2 separate regions of the Homo sapiens genome follow, and region 2 is linked to region 1. A link is a loop called in an ENCODE intact Hi-C map of the cell type or tissue named here. Cell type or tissue: GM12878. All regions are shown on one strand. Each heading gives the region's core, and the rest is flanking DNA. Links, peaks and the distances in the headings are about the cores only.

Evidence for each region. Hi-C counts contacts between places; a loop is a spot of excess contacts. Peaks named below come from ENCODE experiments on the same cell type or tissue, not always from the same donor. Only the 100,000 strongest peaks of a DNase experiment are listed, where the experiment ranks them.
Region 2: a loop joins it to region 1, with 10 times the contacts of the local background. A loop is called at or near these places in 2 of 110 quality-filtered maps.

Annotation. Positions count from the first base shown.
Region 1 is chrX:18,847,058-18,862,284 of GRCh38, reverse strand. No RefSeq gene overlaps it. Among named protein-coding and RNA genes, the nearest start is that of PHKA2-AS1, 36 kb to the left of the region's middle. RefSeq lists an enhancer at 5,754-5,993. In GM12878, for the core only: no CTCF peak of the experiment used is centred there; DNase peaks (open chromatin) are centred at 5,904 and 7,724; H3K27ac peaks cover 3,404 bases.
Region 2 is chrX:18,674,126-18,689,352 of GRCh38, reverse strand. It overlaps TRV-TAC1-2 (tRNA-Val (anticodon TAC) 1-2), which reads left to right and starts at 14,372; the gene lies at 14,372-14,444. It overlaps PPEF1-AS1 (PPEF1 antisense RNA 1), which reads left to right. Exons shown (of 3, transcript NR_046642.1): 3 at 448-710. It also overlaps a transcript of PPEF1 not described here. RefSeq lists a silencer at 14,261-14,447. In GM12878, for the core only: no CTCF peak of the experiment used is centred there; a DNase peak (open chromatin) is centred at 6,232.

The DNA of each region.
Region 1 (15,227 bases), core at 2,738-10,737:
TGGTGCTGGCTGTGACCAATTATTATTTTAGAGAGACAGTTAACCGACTGACCATGACCTGATGGTCACCTGACATCTGACATTCCTGGTGGTGGTTGGCAGGGAAGGGGAGGGGTGCTCTCCTGTCCTGTTTAATGTCTGACTAGCTACCTACTGTAACAATTCTATTAAAAAACTTTTAGAGTAACGATATTTGGTAAGGAGACTGGATACCAGATACATTACAACAGTAAATAGGCTTTTTTGAATAAGTACCTATGAGGCCATAGGGACAGGACTTGGCCCATGCCCACTAATGTATTTTTCCATACATACTGACCAGACCTTGCAAGCTGTTTGAAGAAACTAAGATAAACAGCAACCCCCAATAAATCTTACTCAAGGCACCATACTGGCTGATCGCAGGACCTTGAAAAACTAAAATAAGCAATATCCCAACATAAATCTTACTCAAAGGAGTTAACCCTATCACCCACATGTGCACAAGACCAGACCGCCCAAGGAGGGGCTTATCTGCCATTTTCCGCTCATGTGATGTATGTGTTAGCATAACCCCTTACTACGCCTGTGCTTCTTGAATTCCACCCTGCACATGTGGACACTCTCCTAACCTCATGAATTAGGTATGTCACCCTCATTAAGACACCGCAGTGCACTCCCCTCAGAGGCAGCTGGAGAATTTTTTTCTCCTGCACTGTCTCCCTTATGCCCAACATTTCTGGGCATGTCTTAATCAACCTTATCTGGAAAAGGCTTGCCTGGCCTCATGTCTTTTCTTTCTCTTTTTTTTCTTCTTTTCTTTTCTTTTCTTTTTCTTTCTTTCTCTCTCTCTTCTCTTTCCTCAAGACAGAGTCTCGCACAGTCGCCCAGGCAGGAGTGCAGTGGTGTGATCTCGGCTCACTGCAACCTCCACCTCCCGGGTTCAAATGATTCTTCTGTCTCAGCCTCCCGGGTAGCTGGGATTATAGGCATGTGCTACCATGCCCAGCTAATTTTTTGTATTTTTAGTAGAGACGGAGTTTCACCATGTTGGCCAGACTGGTCTCGAACTCCTGACCTCACGTGATCTGCCCGCCTTGGCCTACCAAAGTGCTGGGATTACAGGCATGAGCCTCCATGCCCAGACAGGAAAGGAGCCTTTATTTCTTATAAAGGGTTATATAGCCTGCAGGCTGGCTATCCCACAGGCTGCGAAGTGTAGCCTCCAGCAGACACTTCGAGGGAGTGGGGAACAAAGATTTATGCTGAACGGGTTACATCCCATGTTCACTTTGGCGGGGAGACTTAACATTTAAATGGATAACAATTAGTCCCTATCAAAGCTGTAGTGATGGCTGGTAGAACAGAGGGTTGGGGGGTCACTTAGTGTTTGGTGGTGGGTGAGCTGCAATTGCATCAACATTGCTTATTTCAAAACCAGTGCTTGTTTAGTTGCTAGAATAAAAGGGAAAAGAAAAATCCTTGTGGCAATTAGAACACAGTTGATTCCTTTTTTTTTTTGAGACTGAGTTTCACTCTTGTTGCCCAGGCTGGAGTGCAATGGCTCGATATCAGCTCACTGCAACCTCCACCTCCCGGGTTCAAGAGATTCTCCTGCCTCAGCCTCCTGGTAGCTGGGATTACAGGCACCCGCCACCACGCCCAGCTAACTTTTTTGTATTTTTAGTAGAGATGGGGTTTCTCCATGTTGGTCAGGCTGGTCTCAAACTCCCAACCTCGGCCGGGCGCAGTGGCTGACGCCTGTAATTCCAGCACTTTGGGAGGCCGAGGTGGGTGGATCACGAGGTCAGGAGATCGAGACCATCCTGGCTAACACGGTGAAACCCCGTCTCTATTAAAAATACAAAAAATTAGCCGGGCGTGGCGGCATGTGCCTGTAGTCCCAGCTACTCAGGAGGCCGAGGCAGGAGAATGGCGTGAACCCGGGAGGCGGAGCTTGCAGTGAGCCGAGATCGCGCCACTGCACTCCGGCCTGGGGGACAGCGAGACTCCGTCTCAAAAAAAAAAAACACAAAAAAAACCAAACTCCAACCTCAGGTGATCCACCTGCCTCGGCCTTCCAAAGTGCTGGGATTACAGGTGTGAGCCACCACGCCCGGCCCATAGTTGATTCTTTAAGTGTAGGAGCGTGTAACTTAACCCTTGCCTGGCGTGGCTTTAGGTCTTGTTTATAATTTGGTATCTTATTGCCACAGAGGGTCCCTTCCATCAGTCTTATGATCTCTATTTCAGCATTAATTCTGGTTAGTTGTTCTGTCTAAACTGCAGAGGGAGATGGTATAACGAGATGTTTCCAACCTCCCAGCTCTCATGGCAGGGAACACAGTTTTTAAGGTCTTTCTGGGGTGCCCTTGGCCAAGAGGGGTTCCACTCAGCTGGTTAGTGGGGGTGTGGATTTTATTTTGAGTTCTCAGTGGCAAAAGGTAACATGAACAAAGTCAATAGACAAACAATAGATGTGGACAAAAATGTATAATAAAGGGTTAATTTCTTTTTTTTTTTTTTTTTTTGAGATAGAGTCTCATTCTGTCACCCAGGCTGGACTGCAGTGGCACAATCTTGGCTCACTGCAATCTCCACCTCCCGGGTTCAAGCGATTCTCCTGCCTCAGCCTCCTGAGTAGCTGGGATTACAAGCGCACACCACCACGCCCAGCTAATTTTTGTATTTTTAGTAGAGAAGGGGTTTCACCATGTTGGCCAGAATGGTCTCGATCTCCTGACCTCGTGACCCCCCACCTCAGCCTCCCGAAGTGCTGAGATTACAGGTATGAGCCTCTGTGCCTGGCCTAAAGGGTTAATTTCTACAGTATACAAAAATATCTTGCAAATTGATGAGAAAAAGATGTATAGACCCAAAAAAAAAAAAATGAGCAAAAAATATGAAGAACAAGTCCCAACACATGAAAAGGTGCTTAAATTGTCTAGTGGTCAGGGAATATATCATGCTAATATCATTTTATACTCATGAGATTCACAAAACACAGAAAGAACTCTAACATCCAATGCTGACAGAGATGAGGGAAAGGGGAATTTTCAGGCATTGCTGACAGTAATGGCATTGTCACAGGGTTTTGTTTTGTTTTGTTTTAAAAACAAGCAACAGCATTTACTTTTAAAAGGCAATTACTATACTAACCAGCAATTTGACTTCCTGCAATCTGTCTGATATGGTTTGGCTATGTCCCCACCCAAATCTCATCTTGAATTGTAGCTCCCACAATTCCCACATGTTGTGGGAGGGACCTAGTGGGAGGAATTGAATCATGGGGGCGGGTCTTTCCATGCTGTTCTTGTGGAAGTGAACAAGTCTCACGAGATCTGATGGTTTGATAAAGGGGAGTCTCCCTGCACAAGTTCTCTTTTCTGCCGCCATATGAGATGTGCCTTTTGCCTTCTGCCATGATTGTGAGGCCTCCCCAGCCACCTGCGAGTCCATTAAACCTCTTTTTCCTTATAAATTACCCAGTCTCGGGTATGTCTTTATCAGCAGCATGAAAATGGACTAATACATTGTTCCATTAGTAGAGATAGATCAGTATCTCTACATAGGGACATATATACAATATTTATTGCAGCTTTGCTTTAGTGGTCAAGAACAGGAAACAAAGTAAACACCTAATAAAAGTAGGATCGCTGAATAAAGGGTGGTCCTCCATAGCAAGGAATATTATACAGCCATTAAAAAGAATCAATTAATGAACAAAAACGTTCATGGCAGCACTGGCCATAATAACCCCAATGCCTATTAGAAGGAGAATAGATCGATAAATTCTGGTATAGTCACACAATGGGATAGTATACCACAACCAGAACGAACAAGCCACAACTACATGCAACAACATTATAAATGTCAAGAATATAATATGCAAAAAAGTATGTACTGAACGTTTCTTTTATGTAAGGCACAAAACAGACTAAAGAAATCGATGCTGTTACAAGTCAGGAGGATGGATACCCTTGGGGAGGTGGGAGGTCAAGGGGAGGAGGCACGTTGGGAGAGGTAGCAGTTCTCGGGCACTGGTAATATTTTATGTCTTGATCTGGGTGCTGGTTACGTGGGTGTATTCACTGTGGAAACTCATCAAGCAGTACATTCATGATTTGTGTATTGAGAAACACCAGACTTAAAATTGTAATAACTTGCAGGGATTTCAACTAGGTATTGATTGTTGGTTAAGAAAAACAGGATGTGGAAAATCATGTATAATATAATCCCATTTTTGGCCGGGCGCGGTGGCTCACACCTGTAATCCCATCACTGTGGGAGGCCAAGGCGGGCAGATCACGAGGTCAGGAGATCAAGACCATCCTGGCTAACACGGTGAAACCCCGTCTCTACTAAAAAAAATACAAAAAATTAGCCGGGTGTGGTGGTGGGCGCCTGTAGTCCCAGCTACTGGGGAGGCTGAGGCAGGAGAATGGCGTGAACCTGGGAGGTGGCACTTGCAGTGAGCCGAGATGGCGCCACTGCACTCCAGCCTGGGCAACAGAGTGAGACTCCATCTCAAAAAAAAAATATATATATATATATATATAAAATATATTATAATATATATATTATATATATATAATCCCATTTTCATACAGCATACAACAATAAAACCACCCTGATTATGTATTCCTGGGGGTGTAAATACATGTACATATGAGGATATATGTGAGTCTCTATAGATTTATATGCAGACAGATAAAAATATGGAAAGCTGGCTAGGCGCAGTGGCTCATGCCTGTAAGGAGGCCGTGAGAGGCCAAGGCAGGTGGATTACCTGAGGTCAGGAGTTGAAGACCAGCCTGGCCAACATGGCAAAACCCCATCTCTACTAAAAGTGCAAAAATTAGCTAGAGGTGGTGGTAGGCGCCTGTAATCGCAGCTACTTGGGAGGCTGAGGCAGGAGAATTGCTTGACCCCGGGAGGCAGAGGTTGCAGTGAGCTGAGATCAAGCCATTGCACTCCAACCTGGGCGACAGAGCAAGACTCTGTCTCAAAAAAAAAAAAAAAAAAACTTGGAAGGCCATATAGCAGGTTAAAATGGCTTCCCTCAGTGAGGGAGAAGGGGATGAGGGTCATGCTGATATTGGGGGAGGAAAGGGAAAAAGGAAAATAATATGCCCTTGTTTAAAAATGACAACAACAACAACAACAACAAAGTATAGGCCAGGTGTGGTGGCACGTGCCTGTAATCCCAGCTACTTGGGAGGCTAAGGCAGGAGGATTGCTTGAGTCCAGGAGTTCAAGGCCAGCCTGGGCAACATAGCCAGACCCCACCTCAAAAAATACATATATGATCCCATCTATGTAAAAAAGATACAGAAATTTAGAAGTAGGTCCTACTAAGGTTTAAAAATTGAGACCCAGGAAATGATTTATGTTGCATAACTCAAGCACATGGCATATTATGAACATTTGGTCATTGTCTGGGAAAAAATATGAAGCCTAAAGATTATTAACAAACAGCAAAGAATACAAACAATCTACTTATCAACTGCTAGCAATATGGTGGACTCAGACAACCTGAAAATTCTTTTACTATAATCACTTAGAAATACTGGGTAAAATGTAACTTAACTATTTTAAATGTAGAGCTAGGCCCACAAATAATAAAATCAAATCCCCGGGTGCCAGAAACAAAGAAGGAAATGAAAAAGCAGAAGGGTGAGTGCCTGAGTTAATGGGGAGCAACTGTCTGCAGAGCCTGGGGGTTTGGGAATGAATGCCCACACAGGGGCAGGAAATGAGGCTTTGGGGCTCTGGGAGCTAGGGAATTGCCCAGAGAGCTTTGCTTACAGCTGAGACCCTCAAATAACTATTCTATAAATGAAAGGATTTAAAAACAAGAGGGACCACAGGACACAGGGCTTTTGGTGGGAAAAAAATAAAAGCTCTCTGAGAAGTCAAAACCACAAGACCACAATTCACATTGCTTTTACTCTACCCACATAGTTCAGAAACTCCAGACTAAAAAGTACCGTGAGAATTATTCATCAAGCAGTGATACTCCTGGGGCACAAGGCAGAAGCAAACAAAAAACTTCTTTGAATTGAAGCTCCCACATCCCAAATATCATGGAATGTTCACACACAAAAAAATAAACCCTGCTAATGATGAGTTCACAGTAGAATATTACAAAGCCCATTGGTGACTAATCCAACTCAATCAACAGTCTGCACATAGTACAAACATACAATTATACCCCCACAAACTCCAAATGCACACAGATAACCAGAAAGAGATTATTTTAAAAATACATATAAAGTAACTGCAGACTAGATAAGACACAATCAGATCCTAATAGAACTAAACTCTATGGAAAAAGGACAAGAAGGATTGAAGAAACATCAAATAGAACAGTAACCCCATAATGTATCAGGGAATACGTTTTTTAAACAAGATTATAGGGATGATAATAAATTCTTCACTGAAAGACATTAGAGAAGACTAAAATGATTGAAAAAATGTACCATTTCACAGATGGGAAGACTCAATATAGCGAAGGTGGCAACTTTCTCCAGATTAGCTTATAAATTTAATGCAGTTCCCATCAAAATCCAACAGAGGATTTTACAGAATTCACAAACTGATCCTAAAATCTGTACAAAGTGCCAAAGGGCCAAAAAAAAAAATGTTAAAGAATAAAGGTAATGGGGATGGGGCTCATACTACCAGATATCAAGACTATTATAGACAGGCACTGTGGCTCATGCCTGTAATCCCAGCACTTTGGGAGGCTGAGGCAGGAAGATCACTTGAGCCCAGGAGTTTAAGGCCAGCCTGGGCAACATTGTGAGACCTTGTCTCTACAAATAATAAAAAAGTTAGCCGGGTGTGGTGGTGTGTGCCTGTAGTCCTAGCTACTTGAGAGGCTGAGGTGGGAGGACTGCTTGAGCCTAGGGGGCTTGAGGCTGCAGTGAGCCATGATCATGTCACTGCACTCCAGCCTGGATGACAGAGTGAGACCCCATCTAAAAAAAAAAAAATACTATTACAAACCTATAGTATGTGATACATGAGATATTAGTGAGAAGATAGTCAAAGAGACCAGTGGATCACAAGGCCTAAAAACAGACCCATGTGGATATGGAAGCTTACTGTATGGCAGAGGCGGCCTTACAAATGAGTAGGAAAGAATGAACTGTTCAATAAACTGTGCTCCCACATCATACCTTAAAATCATTTCTAGTGGATGAGAGAGCTAAATGCTCTTGAAAAGCAAAATTTAAAAAAAACCTTTGGAGGATACAGTTGATTCTCATTATTCACAATAGCTGTGTTCTATAAACTCGCTGTGAACACTGAATTAGCAAATACTGAACCATTGCTCTTAAGGGAAACACAGGGTAGGGTTCCCGTGAGCCTCTGGTCACGACATTTTCATCACCCTATCAATCCAGAACCTTGTTTTGTGTATGTTTCTGTTGAAAGGCATCTCATTGAATTGTATTGCTGATTCCTGAACACTAAACTCCCGGCCAACAGGGCCATCCCTCATGCTTGAAGGAAGCTTCTCTAACACGTGTTTTCTCTGTAAGGCACATCACAGCTTCCTTGCGCTTGGGAGTGCCAGACAACACTTCCATCTATGCTTGGGGGCCATTTTAAACAGCAAAGTCACCCACAAAAAGCACAAAAATGTGGAAACGGTGGCACTAAATGTGCCTCAAGAAGGACACTTGTTTACAGTTTGACAGCTGAGACAAGAAGGCAGAGTGTCACCTTGTTCCACCTCAGCTGGGAATGTGCGTGACTCAGATTTTTTCACTACTTTTGCATGTGGTCACTGAAGATACTGATTTTGGCAAGTAGGCAAATTTGCAAATACAAAATCTATGAATAATGAGGATCAACTGTATCTTTCTGATCTTTCCAGGAGTGAAAAGGATTTGTTTGTAAACAAGACACAAAAAGCACAAATTATAAAGAAAAAGACTGACAAACAGGACAAATAACAATTTAAAACGTCTACTTGAAAATGGATGCCAGAAAAAGAGTGAAAAATCAAGTCACAGACTAGAAGAAGACATCTGCTTCACAAATAAAGAACAAAGTATTGGTATCGAGAAGCGTTTTTAAAGTTCTTAGAAATCAATAAGAAAAATACAACCAGCCATTAGAAAAATGAGTAAAGGCTGGCTAGGTGCGGTGGCTCATTCCTGTAATCCCAGCACTTTGGGGGGCCGAGGTGGGCAGATCACCTGAGGTCAGGAGTTCGAGACCAGCCTGGCCAACATGGTGAAAGCATGTCTCTACCAAAAATACAAAAAGTAGCCAGCCGTGGTGGTGGGTGCCTGTAATCTCAGCTGCTCAGGAGGCTGAGGCAGGAGAATTGCTGGAACCTCGGAGGTGGAGGTTGCAGTGAGCCAAGATTGCAACACTACACTCCAGCCTGAGTGACAAGAGTGAGACTCCATCTCAAAAACAAAAACAAACAAACAAAAACCAAAGTGGTCATTTAGTTACTATATCAAATCAAGAATATGTTATCATTAGTGCAGATTATCTTATATGGGGGACTGGCAATGAGTAACATTAGAACACGTGAGAAATAATTTCTAGACTTGTGTCTCAGTGTGTCTCCATTCTGTAAGTGATACACCTCTTCACTTCAAAAAGAGAGTGGCAAGAGATAAGATTGAATGGGGAGGAAGGCACCTTCTCCGACCACACTAAGGGGTTTGAGTTTAATGCTGAAGACAACAGGAAGCCAGTGAGGAAGCTGAAGAAAGGAAGGATAATCTTAGAAGTAGAAAGTGTAGAAGAAACCCAATAAAAAAGAAATGGAAGCTAAAGAGAGAGGGTTGGACAAGAGAATGAAAACGTATATCCATGCACATACTTGCAACTTGAATGTTCTTTGCGGCAGTTTTCATAACAGTCAAAAAGTAGAAACAGGTCGGGCGCAGTGGCTCACACCTGTAATCCCAGCACTTTGAGAGGCCAAGGCAAGCGGATCACTTGAGGTCAGGAGTTCAAGACCAGCCTGGCCAACAGGGCAAAACCCCGTCTCTACTAAAAATACAAAAAAAATTAGCCGGGCGTGGTGGCACATGCCTGTTATCCCAACTACTTGGGCGGCTGAGGCAGGAGAATCATTTGAACCCGGGAGGTGGAAGTTGCAGTGAGCAGAGATCGTGCCACTGCACTCCAGCCTGGGCGACAGAGCAAATGAATGTTCATCAACTGATGAGTGGATAAACAAAATGTGCTATATCCATACAGTGCTATACTAGTCAGCAATAAAAAGGAATGAACTATGAATATGTGCTATGATACAGATGAACTTCAAAAACGTTATGCTCAGTGAAGAAAGCCAGACACAAGAGACCACATATTGTTGGGTTCCATTTATGTGAGTTATCCAGAAAAGACAAATCTATAGGCAGAAAGTAGGTTCATGGTTGCTTGGAGAGTGGATGGGGTGGGGCAGGGTGAGAGCAGTAGGAGGGTTAACCAGAAGTGTGCGCGAGGGATCCTATTGATCTAATGAAAGTGTTCTCAAACTGATTTATGGTGATGGTTTCCTAACTTAGGAAATCTACTAAAACATTATTGAATTGTACACTTGAAAAGGGTGAATTATAGGATCCAAAATATCCCTCAGTAAAGTTATTTTGAGAGAGAAACAGAGAGTAGAAAAAAGCACCTAATCGGCTTAAGAGAGCTTGCGGGCCAGCTGAGAGGGAGAACGCGCCTGGGCATGAGACTCTGCCCGGCTTCTGGTCCACAGGCCTCTAGGCTCTTCCTGCCCAGGAATAGGGCATCACTTTCAGGCAGGGGCAGCTTGGAGAGCTGAGCTGACCGTGGGTCAAGTGGACTTGGCCTTTGATCCTGCTCTCACTGTGTATCCTACCTCTAGCTAGACCTTGGCCTTGAGACCTGCTTGCCCCAGTTCTTACCTAAGAGGATCTAGCATTGCTTTTGACAGCCCCATTCAGTGACCTGAGCCCAGAGGCTCCTTACTCCAGCCCCACTACCACCACTGCTGACCACCGAGCGGGTCCGACTGACACCTGCCTGCCCCGCCTCAGCTACTGGCCCTTCTGATGGGCACTAGGGCAAGGTCTTCCAGCTGTTGCCCATGAACACACTCTTAATTTTGGCACTGCCTCCATTTGGCTGCAACTGAGAGAGATGGTGGCCCATAATAAGATTATGCTGTGGTGGTCAACCTTGGGCAAGGTACTTAACCTCTCTGATCTTCATTTTCCTCGTGGGTGGAACAAAGAAGATACTGGCATCTCTCTTATGGGATAAAATGAGATCATTCATGTAAACTGCCAAATACAGCAGCCAACACATAGTAGGTACATACAGTGGGTGTGTCTAGTTCTATGCTTGGGTTCCTTTCTGTTTGGGTTGAGAGACCTCAGTCTCTCTGCATGCTGGAATGTGACACAGGTCACCAAACAGACTTACAAGTGTTGACTCTAGAAAAATTGGTACCATTATCAGTGATACATCATATTGATAGTAGGTATCCTTGATATAATTTATTCAAGCAGAATAATGCTGGCTTCATAGAATGAGTTGACAATTTTTGCATCCTAAAATGCCACCAGGATGGCACTTAACCTCTGTGGTCTTCCTTCCCCAAACACACAACCCCAATCTAATCAAGAGAAAAACATCAGACAAATCCTAGTCAAGGGAGATTCTACAAAATACCTGAGCAGTACACCTCGAAACTGCCAAGATTATAAAAAAAAAAAAGGAACTGTCACAATCAAGAGGAGCCCAAGGAGACGAGATGACTGAATGTAGGTAATGCCGTATCCTAGATGGGATCCTAGAACAGAGAAATAACATGAAGTGGAAGCTAAGAAAATTTGCATAAAGTATGCGTTCGTTCAGCAGTTGCCAACCTTTTTGGCACCAGGGACCGGTTTGGTGGAAGACAATTTTTCCACAGACTGGGGTCGGGGGATGGTTTTCCACAGACTGGGGTGGGGGGAAACTGTTCCACCTCAGATCACCAGGCATTAGATAGATTCTCACACGGAGCACGCAACCTAGATCCCTCACATGCACAGTTCACAATAGGGTTCGTGCTCCTATGAGGATCTAATGTTGCCACTGATCCCACAGGAGGGGGAACTCAGGCGGTAATGCAAGCTCACCTGCCACCCACCTCCTGCTGTGCGGACCAGTTGCTAACAGGCCACAGACTAGTACCTGTCCGCAGTCCAGGGACTGGGGACCCCTCCGTTAGTTAATAATAATGCATCAAGGCCAGGCGCGGTGGCTCACACCTATAATCCCAGCACTTTGGGAGGCCAAAGCAGGCAGATCACCTGAGGTCAGGAGTTCGAGACCAGCCTGGGCAATGCAGTGAAACCCCATCTACCAAAAATACAAAAATTAGCCAGGCGTGGTGTGTCTCTACTAAAAATACAAAAAAATTTAGCCGGGCGTGGTGGCAGGCACCTGTAATCCCAGCTACTTGGGAGGCTTAGGCAGGAGAATCACTTGAACTCAGGAGGCAGAGGTTGCAGTGAGCCAAGATCACACCACTGCACGCCAGCCTGGGCAACAAGAGCAAAATTCCATCTCAAAATAATAATAATAATAATGCATCAACATTGGCTCATTAATTGTGGCAAGTTTACCATACCAATGTAAGACGTGAATAGGGGAAACTGGGTCTGAGGTATGTAGAACTCTCTGTACTATCTCTACAACTTTTCTATAAACCTAAATCTATTCTAAAATAAACAGATTATTTACAAAGCAAAAACACAAAAAGTCTGTCGTCCACACATGTATGGATCTATTTCTGGACTCCATTCTGTTCTATTAACCTATTTATTTATCTTTACACCAATACCACACCGTTTAATGAGTAGAGCTTTATAATACATCTTGAAATAAGGTAGAGTGTTAGTTCTCTAAATTCGTTCTGCTTTGTCAATGTTGTTTTGCTTATTCTAGTTCCTTTGCGTTTTCATATGAATTTTAGAATTAGTCTGTTGATTTCTATTTTTTAAAAAAAGGCTGCTGGGATTTTCATTGGGACTGTGTTGAATCTATGGATTAATAAACTGGGAATGGTTGGGGATCTTCACATTATTGAGTCTTCTGACTCAACACAGTATATCTCAAGATTTATTTAGATCTTCTTTAATTTCCCTCAGCAATATTTGTAGCTTCTAGTGCACAACTTGCAAATACTTTGTCACATTTATTGCTAAATATTCCATTTTTCGAAGCTCTTTTTAATAGTATTGGTTTTGCTATTGTTGTTGTTGGTTTTTGTTTGTTTGTTTTGAGATGGAGTTTCGCTCTTGTTGCCCAGGCTGGAGTGCAATGGTGCAATCTCAGCTCACCGCAACCTCCGCCTCCCAGGCTCAAGTGATTCTCCTGCCTCAGCCTTTCGAGTAGCTGGGATTATAGGCATGTGCCACCACGCCTGGCTAATTTTGTACTTTTAGTAGAGACAGGGTTTCTCCATGTTGGTCAGGCTGGTCTCGAACTTTCGACCTCAGGTGATCCGCCCACCTCGGCCTTCCAAAGTGCTGGGATTACAGGCGTGAGCCACTGCACCCGGCCAGTATTGGTTTTTAAATTCCAATTTCTGATTGTTCGTTGTGAGTATATTGAAGTAAAACTGATTTTTATATATTGATCTTATATCCTGCAAACTTGCTAAACTAGCTTATTAGTTCTGGTAGCTCTTTTGTACAGTCCATCAGATCATGTCATCTGCACATAGAGATAATTTTTCTTCTTCTGTTCAAATCTGGATGTCTTTATTTCTTCCTCTTAACTGATTATACTGGCCAGAGCTGTAGGTTTTTCATATATGCCCTTTATTAGGTTAAGGAATTTTCCTTCTGTTTCTAGTTTGCTGAGAAGTTTGATCAGAAATGGATGTTGGATTTTATTCAACATCTATGTTTACTGCGATACTCATATGATTTTTTTGGTTTGTTAATAAGGTGAATTATATGGAATGAGAACAGTATTTAGTCTAAAGCTAATTATTCCCCACCACTGAGGCAAGGTCCTTTGGAGTACTCTATCCAATGCTCCAAAAATCAGGAGATTTTCCACACTAATTAGTGGGACAAGGCTTTATTCTGGGCCCTAAGTGAGCAGCGGGTGGTTCTTTCCCTGGCCTCAGGTAATTTCCTCATGTGCATGCCCTGCTCAGCCTTCTGCTAAAAACTTGAGGGGAAGCCTCTGCAGATTTCCAGAGTTCTCTCTCTGTGCAGCTGTCTCCTCTTCAGGACTATGTCCTACAAACTCTAGCCACCTTGGACTCCCAATTTAGGGATTCTTCTGGCTTTGCCTGAGTTTCCCCTCCCTGTGCCACAGCCTGTAAACTCTCTGAAGGGAGTAAGCTGGAGCAATTGTAGGGTTTACCTCATTCATTTCTCATCTCTCCAGGATGACTATTCTTTAGTGCCTGATGTGCAGTGTTTTGGAAATAATTGTTTCAGATATTCTGTCTTTTGTTTTTGTTGTATCAGGAGGATACATCTGGTCCCTGTTACTCCATGTTGGCCAGAAGTAGAAGTTGACTTCAGGTTTTCATTTACTTTGAAAATCTTCTAGCTGGATGATAGAGATTAAAAGTACTTTTATTTTCCAACTCAGCCTGCCCTGGCCCCTTTATATTCCTCATAAATCCTGCTTGAAAACTGAACAGTTTTTGCTTTGGCTCATCTCTCTTTTCTTATACTCTATTATACACAGCTAGGACCAATCAGCTGTCACTTTCAACATTTTGCCTGTAGACCTCCTTAGTCAAATCCAAATTTCATTAAGAAGCTTTTCCATCTTCCATATTATCATAAACTACACTTTTGGAAATTGTTTCAAAACCACATAACATGTGTAACCATGTTTTGTAGCCTGCAATAGCAGTTTCCTAGCTAATTTTCCAGGTTTTGCTGTTTCCTCACTGCTTTTCCAGCCTCTGCCCTAATGTGGCAGGCCAAGTCTCACTAACACAGGCCTCCATAACAACTGTTTCAATACTGACTGAGTGGTTAAGTTAAATATTAAAAGCTAAAAAGCCAGTGCCCTTATACAAAGGCTGGAATGTAACAAAAGCCCACCAAGAGTTTTGCCTAGCCCTTCCCTGGGCCTTAAAGCATGACAAAATAACGAAGGAATTCTTAACAGGACCCATTTAGGATTAAACATGTTTTATTGTGGGTCTGAAGAAACTCCCCAGGCCTCTGCAAACAAGTTTACTGGGGGTCTGAAGGAACTCCCCAAACCTCCGTGATTTAGCAGGAGACAAGATACGGGTAATCACCTCAGCACTTGGACCCATTTAGATTAAGTAAATTTACTGAGGCTCCAGAGGAAGGTCTTCAGGACTCAGACCTTAGTTACAGATTAAAAGAAGTTAATCACTTATGTCTTTAGATGAGTGCACACTTACACGTAGGCATACAGCTTAGAAGGTATATAAGCTCTGGAAAACTTTGTAATTTTGAATTGGCCTGGCCATAATTTCCAGGTCTTCTCCCTGTAGCCAGTTGCAGAAATAAGAACTCTCTTCCTCTCCAGTTCAACTGCATCTCGTTATTGGGCCACAAGAAATAGCAGCCCGATCCTCAGTTTGGTCCAGGCACACTAACACCTTGTCCTAAAATTACTGACACATATTTCAGTTTTTGTTAGGATAGCACTCCACTTGTAGATATCCTTTTCCTTATAATTTAGTTTTTGCCACATTATAAACTACTCTAAAATTCAATGTCTTAAAAACAGCAACTGTCGGGCACAGCGGTTCACACCTGTAATCCCAACACTCTGGGAGGCTGAGGCAGGCTGATCACCTGAGGTCGGGAGTTCAAGACCAGCCTGACCAACATGGAGAAACCCCATCTCTACTAAAATACAAAATTAGCTGGGCATATGTAGAAAGAAATAGACATAAGAGACTCCATTTTGTTCTGTACTAAGAAAAATTCTTCTGACTTGAGATGCTGTTAATCTGTAACCCTACCCCCAACCCTGTGCTCGCAGAAACATGTGCTGTGTCGACTTAAGGTTTAATGGATTTAGGGCTATGCAGGATGTGCTTTGTTAAACAAATGCTTGAAGGCAGCACGCTTGTTAAAAGTCACCACCACTCCCTACTCTCAAGTACCCAGGGACACAAACACTGCGGAAGGCCGCAGGGACCTCTGCCTAGGAAAGCCAGGTATTGTCCAAGGTTTCTCCCCATGTGATAGTCTGAAATATGGCCTCGTGGGAAGGGAAAGACCTGACCG
Region 2 (15,227 bases), core at 2,597-10,596, 170 kb after region 1:
CCGCCACCACACTCGGCTAATTTTTTATTTTTTACAGAGATGGCGTTTCACCATCTTGCCCAGGCTGGTCTCAAATTCTTGGGCTCCCAAAGCACTGGAATTACAGGCGTGAGCCACCACACCTGGCCTCATTCATAGCTTTTGGAGTGTAAACCAAAAGAAAAATTTTAATCCCCGCCCAACCATTGGAATGGACTTCTTCCTAGGCCAGGGCACTTTAAAATTTAACCTGAAAGACTGCTTCAGGCCATGACGAGAAGCAGAGGTCCAACATGCCTCATTATACCTCTCCGGTATTAATATAAACACAGACCTTAGGACGGATAAGAAACATTTACAATCTGTCCTCTCTGAAGCCTGCTACCTGAAGGCTTCATCTATCTGCACAATAAGAACTTTGGTCTCCACAGTCCCTTAACCCAGACATCTCCTTTCTACTGATCCCAGGTCTTTGGATAAACTCAACCAACTGTCAACTAGAACATTTTTCAATCTACCTATAACCCGGAAGCCACGCCCCTCCTCCCCCTTGCTTCGAGTTGTCCTGCCTTTCTGAACTGAACCAATGTATTTCTTAAATGTATTTGATTGAATTCTCATGTCTCCCTAAAATGTATTAATTCTACAATTAATTTTTATGGTTTACTCAGTAGTAAGACCAAAACAAAAGAATGTTGTGATATGTAAATAAAGCAATGCCAAAAGCTAAAGATTTCAAAGACTTGGAAAGAACGAGAGAAATAATAATCATAAGCAAACTGACGTGTCAGTAATGTAGTGAAACTTCTCTAATTTATCCCAGTGAAGTGGGCTGTCAATTCTTACTCAGTGACAAGTTCAATTTATGAAATAGTTTTAAAGAAAAGTAACAAATTAATCTGATGTAACTAATGAGAAGCAATGTCTACATGTTTAATAACTCTTTAACAGGTCAATAAGAGCTATTTGTAACTAACACTTTCATTTTCTGACGGAAGCTCTGGATTTTATATGATGTGAGAGAAAAACCACCTCCCTTTCCAGGCCTCCATTACTTACTTCTGTCACAGTTCCCACTGATGTGGCACATTCCTCCTGGTGGCCTATGTGAAAACAAGTAGGCGAGAGAGCCAAGATTTCTCTGGTTTGGTTTTCGTGAGAAGGTTATGAAGTTAATATAGGGCCTAAAGTGAAATATTGCCATTTAAAAAAACTAGAAATGAACTCCTCTGTGCAGAGAAGAACAGGAAGATTAAGAAAGGGAAACTGGAGTAAGTTTTTATAATTTTGAGGAAATATCAGCTCTGCCACTTTCAACCTGGGGATCTTAGGCAACTTACATAACTCCTCTAAACCTCAGTTTCCTCATTTTAAAAATGAGAATAGGCCGGGCGCTGTAGCTCACACCTGTAATCCCAGCTCTTTGGGAGGCCAAGGCAGGTGGATCACTTGAGGTCTGAAGTTCGAGACCAGCCTGGACAACATGGTAAAGCCCCGTCTCTACTAAAAATACAAAAATTAGCCAGGCATGGTGGTGTGCGCCTATAGTCCCGGCTACTCCGGAGGCTGAGGCACGAGAATCACTTGAACCTGGGAGGTGGAGGTTGCAGTGAGCTGAGATCGTGCCACTGCACTCCAGCCTGGGCAACAGAGTGAGACTCTGTCTCAAAAAAAAAAAAAAAAAAAAAGAAGAATATTTAAAGAGAATAATTTAAGTGGCAATCTCTTTGTAAACTATAAAGTGCTAAACAAGTATTAGCTACCATTTCCAGGAGAGGCCTGCATTTCCCAAGTGGATATACATCCTAGAGAAGAAATGTGGTCTGGCCAGTGGGTCAGGATGTGTCTAGGGACATAATAGAATTAGATTCTAGAGTCAGCTTGCTTGGGTTCAAGTTCTTGCTCAACCACTTAACAGCTCTGTGTGAGCTTGGGCAAATTACATAACCTCTCTGTGCCTATTGCTTCAACTATAAAACGAGGCTACAGATAGCACCAATCACACTGGGTTGACGTAACGAATGAATGGGTTAACACACATTGTAGCAGCCACTGATCATTACTGTCCATTCTCCCCCTGTTCCTTACTAATAAAACCCCCGTTTTGTTCTAGGTGGCAGTGTTCGGGCAACAAAACTTGATTTGCTAGGCTCCCTTGCAACTATGGGTAGTCATGTGACACAGTTCTAGCCCTTGAGATACAAGCAGAAATCTATGGGCTGAGGCTTCCAGAAAAGCTATTTTCCTGATAAAAAGGAAAAGACTCAGCTGGCATAAGCCTCTTCTCTTTTGTCCTTCCCCCTATTCTGCCTGGAACCAGGACACAATGCCTGGAGGAGGAGCAGCCATCTCATGCACACTAGGAAGAAAGCCTCACACTGAGAATAGCGAAACCATGATGCAGGATGGATGCAGGATGGAGGGACGAGCTTGAGACCTGGATGACAATGTGACACTGTATATCTCCTGGCTTCGTATCATGTGGGACGAAAACCAAGCGCTCTGTGTTAAGCCCCTGGTGTTCTATTTACCTTATTTCAGGCAGCCAAACACATTCTCTAACCAATACAACTATAAAGCAGCTTGGTGCCTGGCTCATAGTATTCAATAAATGTTAGCTATTATTATTATCATTAGGCCAGCATTCTGTTCCCTAACCAGGTGGCTAGCAAATAGTCCCCTAACTTCCTTGTAATAGAATCACAATTTTCCTTTTCGAAATCACCCCCGCTTCCTGTTTTTTAGCCAAGTGATTTGCATGGGACTGACGCAGCCCCCAACTCTAAGCGCGGGCCCTGGTTGACTTAAGCCAATTATCCGAGCCCACTCCCCAAGCAACAGCAACTTTTCAGGAACAAGCACATAATTCAGGCCTAAGACAGCATATCCTCTTCTCCTGGCAAAAAGGAGTGTTTGGGGTGGGCGTATAGCTAAAGAAAGATATTATGAGTGAATCTCGGGGTACCTGGAGAGAGTGCTGGGACAGACTCACTTATCTCCCCCTAGTGTGGTGCTCTGAGCAAGGTTTCACCATGAGAAGAGCCAGTCCAGGGGGTGAAATTGATACATGGGGAAGGGCCAACCAAAAGGCAGGGAAATGGAGCCGGAGCCCTCCATCCTTAGTCTCTGGATCAAATCTTACCTTCGGAAGTTTCAAACCAGATTCGTTTGAAACTGGTTTTGCTCAGTTTGGGTCGGATCTTCTGCCACAGGCAACTACAAGATTCTTTCTGATACTGTTAGAAGAAAAAAATAATAATTTTACTGTAAGGACTACATGCCTACAGGGGAACTTTCCAAATCCTGGTGTAGTGCTTCTATTCAGTAAAATCTATAATCCAGCACCATATAAGTTCACATCACAATCACCTTTTTAAAAGAAAAAATGACAATAAGATTCACAATCAATTTTCAGTTGTGTGAATTCATTCAAATTTCTCTTCTGAAAGAAAAAAAAAGTCAGCCAGTTGAAAGTGTTTTGTTTTTGTTCTTTTTGTAAACACGTCCAGGAGAGGTCCATTAAGAATAAATTTGTATCCAGGCTTTAGAAGAACGCTGAGCCCAGAAGCAGACGCTAGAAATGTATGACTAATATTGAAATAATATTCACAGACAGTTGTCATGGCAGCCTACTCCGTCTGCACAAAATAGAACCCACTGCTTTTTTTTCTTTTTTTTTTTTTTTTTTTGAGATGGAGTCTCGCTCTTTCACCCAGGCTGGAGTGCAGTGGCGAGATCTCGGCTCACTGCAAGCCCCGCCTCCCGGGTTCACGCCATCCTCCTGCCTCAGCCCCTCAAGTAGCTGGGACTACAGGCACCCGCCACCGCGGCCGGCTAATTTTTTGTATTTTTAGTAGAGATGGGGTTTCACCGTGTTAGCCAGGATGGTCTCGATCTCCTGACCTCGTGATCCACCCTCCTCGGCCTCCCAAAGTGCTGGGATTACAGGCGTGAGCCACCGTGCCTGGCAGAACCCACTGCATCTTAACAGGATTTAGCAGAGGAAAACTGCTAGCATGCAGATAGCCTCTAAATGAATTAAACAACCTACTAATTGGTTTTGCTTTTATTACTGTAGATGGCCTTAGGACTCTACCCAAATTGTATCCAAAAGATCCCCAATTCTTGAAATCATTAGTAAAAATACACAATATGACTGGAGTTTAACACCTGCACCACACTTGAAATCTTTCCCTCAGACTGTGCAGAAAGCTTAGAGGCAAGTCTTATTGCGTGCCCAGTTGAATCCATGTGGAAACAAATCAGGCAGTAAGTGTTGTGGGAGTCGAGGGAGTAACCCATTCCATTTCCATCACCAATTAGCACTGGCTGCTATCAGGTGTTGCCTTTTAAATGGGACTCTAGAGGAGTGGGCAGTAGTAGTCAAATTGTTCTGTGTTCAGTTACCTAGTCACAGGGGAGTGACTTTAGAAACTAGGCACATCTCTGCCGGGTGTGGTGGCTCAGGCCTGTAATCCCAGCACTTTGGGAGGCCAAGGCAGGCAGATCACCTGATGTCAGGAGTTCAAGATCAGCCTGGGCAGCATGGTGAAAATCCATCCCTACTAATAATACAAAAATCAGCAAGGCGTGGTGGCGGATACCTGGAATCCCAGCTACTTGGGAAGCTGAGGCAGGAGAATCGCTTGAACCCGGGAGGTGGAGGTTGCAGTGAGCCAAGATTGTGCCACTGCACTCCAGCCTGGGCGACAGAGTGAGACTCTGCCTCAAATTAAAAAAAAAAAAAAAAGAGAGAGAGAAAAAGATACTAGACACATCCCAAGATAGGTTAAGTAAGAGAGGGGGAGACAAAACATTCTAAGCTCATCTGTTTCTCTCTCGAGTGGCCATCTCTAGGAAATGTAATCTCACTGAAAGTGATCGTGGGTGATTGTGAAGGTTATAGATAGCTGGTCTGGAGAGGTATACCATGTGAGGCCTTCTTTCCTATTAGACAGGTTTTTGCTTATCACCCTGCCTATCCCTCATCAGCCTTCTCTTTTGTCAAGTTTCTTCTTTAAGAGAAAGGAGACCGGGCCCAAATTCAGATCTAGTAACATCCTACATTAGGAAAACCACATCAAGCCACTATCTTCCATTAACATACTGGAACAAATGAGTCCTTTGGGTTAACTCATGTTCTTCAGACTTCTTGAGATGAGGCCATGTCATATACTTTTTTTAAAAAAGCTCCCGCACTACCCAACACTGTGTTCCCAGACATATTGCAGGCATGTGATAATGAACAACTTCCATCAAGGGACTGGAACACAGGGCAAGCCCTTGGTAGCTGGGGGACAAATTAAAGACATTGTCAAAATGGTACAGGAGAGAGCTACGGGTGAGCTATGTGCAAAGGTTCAATCAGTAGGATCTGTATTTTTCCTCATATAACTGAAACTTCTACTAAACAGTAGCATTAAAAATGAGGGATTTTATTATTCATTTCACAAGGAATCTGGAGTAGGGAATCTGGGGCTGGGACCCAGGCACCTTCCTTCTTTAGGCCAAGCCATGCAGCTTTCTTCTTCCCAATTGTCAACTCATGGGTGCAAAATAGTAATCACGACAGAAAGTGATGCCCTCCTTCTAGCACCACACTCACGTTCCAGGCAGAAAGAGATGAACTATGGGCAAAAGGGGGGATACCAAATGGGTCTACCTCCTTTCAAGGAAATGAAGCTGTTTTAGCCAGACACATCACCAAAGCAAACAAAATCAGGCACTATAGTGCAGAGGCTAAGCACAGCCCACGGAGCCAGATGGTCTGGGCTTAGAACCTTGCTTCTTTATGTCACTGTGTGACTTGGTCAAGTTACCAACTTACTCTGTGCCTCGATTTCCTCACCTGCAAACTATGATAATAGTACAGGGTTCTCATGAGGATTCAATGAGTTAATACGAGTGAAGCACTTAGAATAGTCCCTAATACACAGCAAGCACTGTACAACTGTGCGTTTTTACTTGTCTTATTGAGGAAAAGAGGAACGGATATTCCTCTTTTCCTCAATATCTGCTAGTAGATAAGCAACTAGCACTATCTGACACAGACATGTTGCCCACTGTATAATTGTACCTGGCCTGGTTACTGTGCCACACGTGAGCAAGCGCCCTGCTGTACATGAGAACTACTGGCTCCCCAGCAGACAGGGAAACCACAACCCAGGTGATACGGTTTGGCTGTGCTGCAACCCAAATCTCATCTTGAATTGTAGCTCCCACAATTCCCACGTGTCGTGGGAGGGACCCGGAGGGGAGGCAATCGAATCATGGGGCAGGTCTTTCCCATGCTGTTCTCATGAGAGTGAATAAGTCTCATGAGATCTGATGGTTTTGGCTTCCCCTTTTGCCTGGCTCTCATTTCTCTCTTGCCTGCCAGCATGTAAGACGTCCCTTTGCTCCTCCTTCATCCTCCGCCATGATTGTGAGGCCTCCTCAGCCACTGGAACTGTGAGTCCACTAAACCTCTTTCCTTTATAAATTGCCCAGTCTGGGGTTTGTCTTTATTAGCAGCGTGAGAACAGATTAATACACCTACCCTACCAGAAGCGGCCATTCCCATAACTGTCAGCCTCATCCCCACTTACTGGGGACTGAGAACAACCAAAACTTTCAGGCATCCGAGCCAGGGCACCACCGTTAGCCACTGTGCCAACGCTCATCCATTTGAGACACAGATCATTAGGACTCTTTCCATTGCAAGTGTCAGTAAGCCCATTCCAGCTGGCTTAAGCAAAGCTAGGAATGGTTTCCTCAAATAACTGAAGAGTCAATGGTATATGCATGACTGGGGCCGGGGCGTAAGTCATGGCACCCAGCTGCTCTATTGCTCAGCTGGGATCCCTTGGTGTCCGCTCCATCCTCAGGTCTCCAGCAGGTCGTGGACGTCTTTCATGCTTCATGGTCATTCACTAACTTCTGAACCTCCTCCCTATGTCTTGGTAATTCCTCCTGTTTGACTCCTAACTCGCCAAAGTAGAAACAAGAAATTTGCTTTTCCAGCCTCTTTGATAGCAAGAGCACAGGCAGGTAAACTCAGCTCTGCCAGCGACTTCAATCCAGAAGAGGGCAACCTGAAGACGTGGAGGGCTCCCAAAGGCCATCTACTGCCAAGGTTAGTGGCAGAGGTGTCCAGTTTCCAGAGACAGCAGTGGTCAAGATTCTGGGCTCCAACACTGGTGTGACTTACTAAATATGTACTCAGAGGAGGCAGCAGTGCGCACCTGCGCTGGTGCAGTCCCTCAGTGAGATTTGGACATCATTCCTGGCTTTGGAGTCACCGAGGCCTTCTTGGAGATCCTGTGAGCCATCTGGTGTCCTTTAATAAACTCCTTTTCCTCTTAAACTTGTGGGAGTGTTGAAGCCGCTTAGGTGGTGTTATGCTTTCGTAACAACCCCAAACGTTAGTGGCTTACAATGATAAAGGTTTGTTTTGCACTCCAGTTCCGCGGACAGTGCAGATGGGCTGCAGTTATGTAACATGGAGCCTTCCCTCTGAAACTCAGGCCAACCTGTCTATGGGGCATTGCTGTTCTTCTTGCAGCAAAGGGGAAGGACAGAAGCAGCCACCACACTGGCTCTTACACTTTTGCTTGGAAGTGATACTCATCACTTCTGCTCACATTCAACTGGGCAAAGCAAAGCCACCTGGGCAAGTCTATCGGGGGACCATGGTGTCAAAATCCTACATGGGGAAGAAAAGTGAATATTTTGAACAAGAGGATTCTGTTGTATGCAACCAAGAGCCCTAATATAACGCAATAGTAAGATGGCAGCAGAAGTGCCAGCCTCTACATCATCTCACGTTCAAGTCCAGGGTGAATTAGGAAACGTCTCTGCTCAAGAAGTCAAGCAAAAATCCAGGATTAGCTCTTACTGGAACTCATTGCCCTGGCTTGAGTCACCCTCAACACTGACACATTGTTTTCAAGACATATTCACTGAGCACTTACTATATGCTGGAAACTATTTAGACTCTGCGTAATACAACAGAGAATGAAGCCAAATCCATGCCCTCATGGATCTTTCATTCCAGTCGAGGATGGTGGGGACAATCAACAAAATAAATTAGTAAATATGTAGAAATTTAGTGCTGCAGGCCAGGCGCAGTGACTCACGCCTGTAATCCCAGCACTTTGGGAGGCCAAGGTGGGCGGATCACGAGGTCAAGAGATCAAGACCATCCTGGCCAACATGGTGAAATCCCATCTCTATTACCATTTGACCCAGCCATCCCATTACTGGGTATATACCCAAAGGATTACAAATCATGCTGCTATAAAGACACATGCACACGTATGTTTATTGTGGCACTATTCACAATAGCAAAGACTTGGAACCAACCCAAATGTCCAACAACGATAGACTGGATTAAGAAAATGTGGCACATATACACCATAGAATACTATGCAGCCATAAAAAATGATGAGTTCATGTCCTTTGTAGGGACATGGATGAAACTGGAAACCATCATTCTCAGCAAACTATCGCAAGGACAAAAAACCAAACACTGCATGTTTTCACTCATAAGTGGGAATTGAACAATGAGAACACATGGACACAGGAAGGGGAACATCACACACCGGGAACTCTTGTGGGGTGGGGGGAGGGGGAGGGATAGCATTAGGAGATATACCCAATGCTAAACGACGAGTTAATGGGTGCATCACACCAACATGGCACACGTATACATATGTAACAAACCTGCACGTTGTGCACATGTACCCTGAAACTTAAAGTATAATAATAATAAAATTTAAAAATATTTATATATATAAATTAGCTGGGCGTGGTGGCAGGTGCCTATAGTCCCAGCTACTCGGGATGCTGAGGCAGGAGAATCATTTGAACCCAGGAGGCGGAGGTTGCAGTGAACCGAGATCACGCCATTGCACTCCAGCCTGGGCGACAGAGCGAGATGCCGTATCAAAAAAAAAAAAAAAAAGAGAAGAAATTTAGTGCTGCAGAGAAAAATAAGCAGGAAAGGGGGGCAGTGAGTCTCTAGCATGAATGGAAAAGAATAATAGCAATTTTCAGTAGACAGTCAGGAAAGGCCTCACTGAGAAGATATCTGGGTATGACCCGAGCAAGGTGAGAGAACAAGCAACAGCGTGATCTAAGGAAAAACTATTCGAGGCTGAGAGCAGCAGCAGCAGCAGCAGCAGCAGCAAAGGCCCCGAGGCAGGAGAGGCCTAGTGTAACTGAAGGGCAGCAAGCAGGCCGGTGTGGCTGGAGTGCAGTCAAAGCAAAGGCAAAGTTATAGGATTTTTTTTTTTTTTTTTTTTGAGGACAGGGTCTTGCTCTGTGACCCAGGCTGGGGTGTAATGGCACAGTCACGGCTCACTGCAACCTCCGCCTCCCAGGCTCAAGCGATCCTCCCATCTTAGCCTCCCAAGTAGCTGGGATTACACGTGCATGCCACCATACCTGGCTAATTTTTGTATATTTAGTAGAGACGGGATTTCATCATGCTGGCCAGACTGGTCTCAAACTCCTGGCCTCAAGTGTCTGCCCACCTTGGCCTCCAAAGTGCTGGGATTACAAGCATGATCAACTGTGCTTGGCCAGTAAGAGGATTTATAACCAGAGAGGCACAAGCCTTGTAGGCCACTGTAAGGCTTCAGCTTTTCTAGTTGAGGTAGGGAGCCATTGAAGGGTTTTGCACAGAATGATGAGAGCTAATCTGAATCTTGAAAGGACCACTCTGGCTACTGTGTGGAGAATAGTCTGTAGGGGGGAAAGGGCAGAAGCTGAAAGGCCAAGATCTGAGGCTACTGGCTATGATCCAGGCAAAATGTGATAGTGGCTTTGATTAGAGTGTAGCTGGGGAGATGACAGAAAGCTAGCATAGATAGATCTTGCAGGTGGTGCCAATAAGCTTTGCTAGTAAGATTACACTGGGGGTGTAAGAAAAAGAAGAATCAAGTATGATTCTTAGTTTTAGGCCTAAATAGCTGGAAAGATGAAGCTGCCATTATCTGCGATAAAGAAAACAGAGGCCAGGCACGGTGGCTCACGCCTGTAATCCCAACACTTTGAGAGACCGAGGTGGGTGAATCACTTGAGGCCAGGAGTTTAAGAACAGCCTGGCCAAAACAGCAAAAGCCCATCTCTACTAAAAATACAGAAAAAAATCAGCCGGATGTGGTGGCGCACGCCTGTGATCCCAAGTACTCGGGAGGCTGAGGCACGAGAATTGTTTGAACCCAGGAGGTGGAGGTTGCAGTGAGCTAAGATGGCGCTGCTGCACTCCAGCCTGGGTGACAGAGCAAAACTGTCTCCAAAAAAGAAAAACAGATCAAGAGAGAAGCGGATTTAGGGGCAGAGATCAGAAGCGTGGACACAGACATGTGAGATGCCTAACCTAACAGACATCTAAATGGAGATGTTGAACATGTAGGTCTGGAGTTTGAGAGAAAAGTCTAGACTAGAGATACACACTGGAATCTTCTAGGTTCTCAAGGGTATTGAAAGCCATTAGATTGAATGAGGTCGCTGGGGTGGTGAGAACAAATAGAGAAGTCCAAGCACCGAGACCTCTGAGGTACGGCTGTGTTTAAAGGTCAAAGAGATGAGGCTCCAGCAAAAGTGACCAAAAAGGAGTATGCAGTGAGAGGAAATAAACATCGCGAGAGGTCCGCATCCTAAAAGCCGAGGGGAAGGTACCTCAAAACAGAGTGATGGGTTGTTTTCAATGCTGCTAGTAGATCAAATCTGATGAAAAGGAAGAGCTATTCTGTGTAGCAATGTGGAAATCACTGGATCAGAGGAATTTTGGTGGAGTGCTGGAACAAGTCCCAGTGGGGGGACAGAACTGGAGAGAGCACCAGACCAATCTAAGAACTGTATTATAAAGGAGAGCAGAGACATGGAAGTGGCACAGGTGGAAGTGGAATTAAGAGCTTTTTTCCTGTTTTTTTGCTTTTGTTTTCGTTTTTGAGACGGGGTCTCACTCTGTCGCCCAGGCTGGAGTGCAGTGATGCGATCTCAGCTTGTTGCAGCCTCGACCTCCCCAGGCTCAAGGGATCCTCCCTGCCTCAGTCCTCCAGAGTAACTGGGACTACAGGTGTGCGCCACCATGCCTGGCTAAGTTTTTTGTATTTTTTTATAGAGATGGGGTTTTGCCATGTTGGCCAGCCTGGTCTTGAACTCCTGAGCTCAAGCAATCCGCCCGCCTCAGCTTCCCGAAGTGCTGGGATTATAAGCGTGAGCCATCGCACCCGGCTTTTTTTTTTTTTTTTTTTTTGCCAGGTTCTCACTCTGTCACCCAGGCTGGAGTGCAGCGGTGCAATCATGGCTCACGACAGCCTCGACCTCCTGAGCTCAAGGGATTCTGCCCGCCTCACTCCCCCAGAGTAGCTGGCACCACAGGATGTTTGGCAGCGCCCCGGCCTCTCCCTCCTGGGTGCCTATAGTACCCCTCTCCCAGTCATAACCAACAAAAGCGTCTCCAGATATTGCCAAAGAACTCCCAAGATTTTGTCCCCCAGGGGACATTTTGGGTCATCACAACTGGGTGGTGGGGGAGGATGTGTGCTACACGCATCCAGTGAATAGAGGCCAGGGATGCTGCAAAACATCCTACAATACACGGGACAGCCTCCTACGACAGAGTTAGCCAGTCCCAACCCATCCTGATCCAGAGGAAGAGCACGAGAGCAGACGGTGGCTGGCAGGGGACTTCCAGAAGTTCTCTTCTGATTGCTTCCATTTTTTCACCGCAATAGGAAGCTAGATCATCAGCTGTAACCGAGATTAGGGTTGGGGGTACAGGAGGTTTACGGAGATAAGACATGAAACCGTCCTTAGAAGTGGACACGTATTCTGGACTGCAGAAAGGGTTCACTTGAGCTAAGCAGTCATGAATTTAGTGTGAAACCAGTCAGCTTGGATGTGTTCTTCTTGGGCCATGTTCAGGGGCAGGGTAGGGAGACAGTCAGATGTAAGAGATTGTGGTTTTACCAACAAGCACAAGGAAGAAATGAAAGGGCAAACAAGCAAGTGATAAAAATGACCACAGAATTTGAGCTGGGTGGGGCCGGGCGCGGTGGCTTACGCCTGCAATCCCAACACTTCAGGAGGCCGAGGTGGGCGGATCACTTGAGGCCAGGAGTTTGAGATCAACCTGGCCAACATGGTGAAACCCCATTTCTACTAAAAATACAAAAAGTAGGCCAGGTATGGTGGGGGGGCGCCTGTAATCCCAGCTACTTGGGTGGCTGAGGCAGGAGAATTGCTCGAACGGGAGGCAGAGGTTGCAGTGAGCTGAGATCGTGCCACTGCACTCCGGCCTGGGCAACAGAGCGAGACTCCGTCTTAAAAAAAAAAAAAAAAAAAAAGATTGTGATGACACCTTGCGAGGGGCGGCGGGGAGAACAGAACACAGTTTCCCTCCTGGAATGGAGAAAAGGAACAAGAGTTTTTCACCAAAGGCAGATACCTGTGTCGCATGCAACAGAGGGACACCAGCTTCTTTTCTGCACAGAGGTTAAGCATGCAACAGAGGGACACCAGCTTCTTTTCTGCACAGAGGTTAAGTGTGGGAACTTGGCAAACATACCTTTATACCCAGGGGCAGACAGAAAAATCGGGATGTGGGGGGCTGGAGAGCAAAGCATTTCCTAGAGACACCATCCAAAACACAACCAGTGGGTGTAACTTTAGGGCCAGTTCCTGGCAGTCTTGTTTTCGACCGCTAGGGGTTTGGAAACAGGTGGGATACACTTATTATCAGGCTTCCCAGGAGTCCTGAGGCTCACTGACTAGTGGGAAACGTGGAGCTCTCAGGAACGTATCCTCCGGCCGGTGGCTGGCCACTCTGGTCATCTCGTGGCCCACAATCTAGGCATCAAGCGCTCGAGAGGCCTCTGAAAACGTCTCACCAAAAAAGCAGACTAGAAGGGGGCCCCATGATGAATATGACAGGGAGCTAACTGAGGACATCGGGAAACGGGTACTAGAAAAACCCACGCCACTAGCTGGCCTGCCTCTACTTCTGGGCGGGGGGCGGGGGTGTGTGTGTGGGGGGGATTACATGGCAGATAACTGCCTCCGTTTTCCTACGTGGAAGATGGGCATAACATTGAGACCCAGAGGTGAAAGGGGACGTGTTTAGTCCAACCCTTGTATTTACAAAGGAGGAGACTGAGACCAGAGGTGAACTGACTAGCTCGAGCACCCAGCTCATGAATGGCCAAATCAAGACGAACATCCAGATCCCCACCTTAGTGTTCCCTGCACCCACCTGGTTTCTTCCAGAGGCCTTCCCAGGAAGACAGGAGTTGGCTGAAGGGAGTTCCTGCCACAAAATCAGTATCACTTATCAACCTACCGACCTCAGCAGAAGATCCAGAGAAAAGGACAGCTGCTGCCTGCAGACCAAGTTCACCTGGGCGCTTAAAGATGCCCCCCCCCCCCCGCCCAAATGATTGCAGGTGGGTTTTCAAGCTTGAGAATGGTGAGCAATCCTAGGGTGGTGACGAAGATCCACCTGGAAGCCCTGAAGAAGGCAAATGACACTGACGATGAAAAACAAGAATCACCCTTTGTGATGGAGGGTCCCAGCCCGTTACCCAGACTACAGTCCTGCAAGCAAGTCAGGGACCCCGCACCAGGTTGAATACTCTGCTGTTACCGTGTGAAATTCTCAAAAACTTAACAAGGGGCCTGGCATCTTCATTTTGCACTGGGCCCCTCAATCACGTGGCCAGGGCCGCTGCCACCCTGGAAGCCATAGACGGGTGGCCCCGTCTACACGTCTTCGTCCCCCAACCCCTGCAGCCCTAGACTAAGGAGACCTAACGGAAGCCCTGGCATTTGCACCCCCTAGGCCTGTCCTCGGGAGGGGAAGAAGGCTGCGGGAAGGGGCAGGGGAGCGGGTAGAGGTCCACACCCTCGGGCAAAGGGCCCGCTAACCAGCGGCCCGTCCTCCTTGCTCCGGAGGCGAAGCCTTCCACGCCGCCGCAAGCGGCGACGTCCTGACTTCCGACCGGCAAGTGGGCCGGGTGGCCGAGGCTCAGTTTGCCGGTTGGGAAAATGGGAAGGCGCGGGGCCCTCGCGGGCGGAGGAAGCTGCCGGGGGCGCAAAGCCCGAGCAGGGTGCACTTCCGGCCGCCGGGCCGCCCCGCCGGCGCCTCGATTGAGGGAAAGTTTGGGGACAGATGATAGCAGGGAGGTGCTCTCGGCCGGGGTTCCGGCCTCGCCCTGGTCCCAGGGGCCGCGACTGTGGCGGGCAGGGAAGACAAGCCGCCCAAACGCCGGAGCCCGAGACTCGAAGCCGCCGCAAACTCCTCGCCTCGGGGGCGGGGTCACGGTGGAGAGGCGGGGCTCCGGCGGAGGGACCGGAACTGCTGTGAGTCTATGAATAAAGTCCCAACAATATTCTTCCTCGTAGAGGTTCCATAGTGTAGTGGTTATCACGTCTGCTTTACACGCAGAAGGTCCTGGGTTCGAGCCCCAGTGGAACCATAGCCGTAAGGCGGCTGTTTTTGCTTTTATAGGGTTTCGTTGTTTGGGTTAAAAAAAAAAAAGGGTTTGGGTTAAACAAACAAAAAAAACCAAAAAGCGACAACGAAGTGTTTTTCTTTGTCCTTTTTTTCTTTTTAATTTTTTGGCATGTTTTTCTCGCAGAAGTGAAATGACAGATACCCTCTCCTATCCCACAAGGTCACTGCCGCCATAGTCCGACATGAGAAGTAGTGGAGGGCAGGGGCCGGGCGAAGTCCTAGACCCGATCCGGCGCCCCCGATCCGGCCGGGCCCTACCCCACCTCTCCTCCCAGTACGCCTCGGAAAATCGGGCGCTCGGGGAATGCACCTGGCTGCCCTTTGCCTGCAAGCCAGCAAGGGCCGGCCACCCAACCTCCAACTAAAATGTGGCAGGCAATACAGCAGCGCTTTGACTGCAGGTGAATTATTAAAGGTCGGTCATGATTATGACTCTGATTAAAAGTTCTATTTTTCATTAAACTCTGATGTGCAGAGCACGAAAAAAAAAAAACCCCACAGTCCCTTTTAATGCAGCAGTAGAATTTGTGGAATAGAGTTCATACACAGTATAAAATAAATGTCAGGCTTGTAGACATTCAATAAATACTGGTTGAATGAGCAAACGTTTCTCTAGTTTCTTTCTGTTCCTCTTTACTATTTCATTACAGTTTCCTTTGGGGAGTTTATTATTTGTTTAAATATTGGCTTTTTTATCTTTGACAAGAGGAATGAGGGTGTGGGCCATGGTGAGATGGTGGTAGCA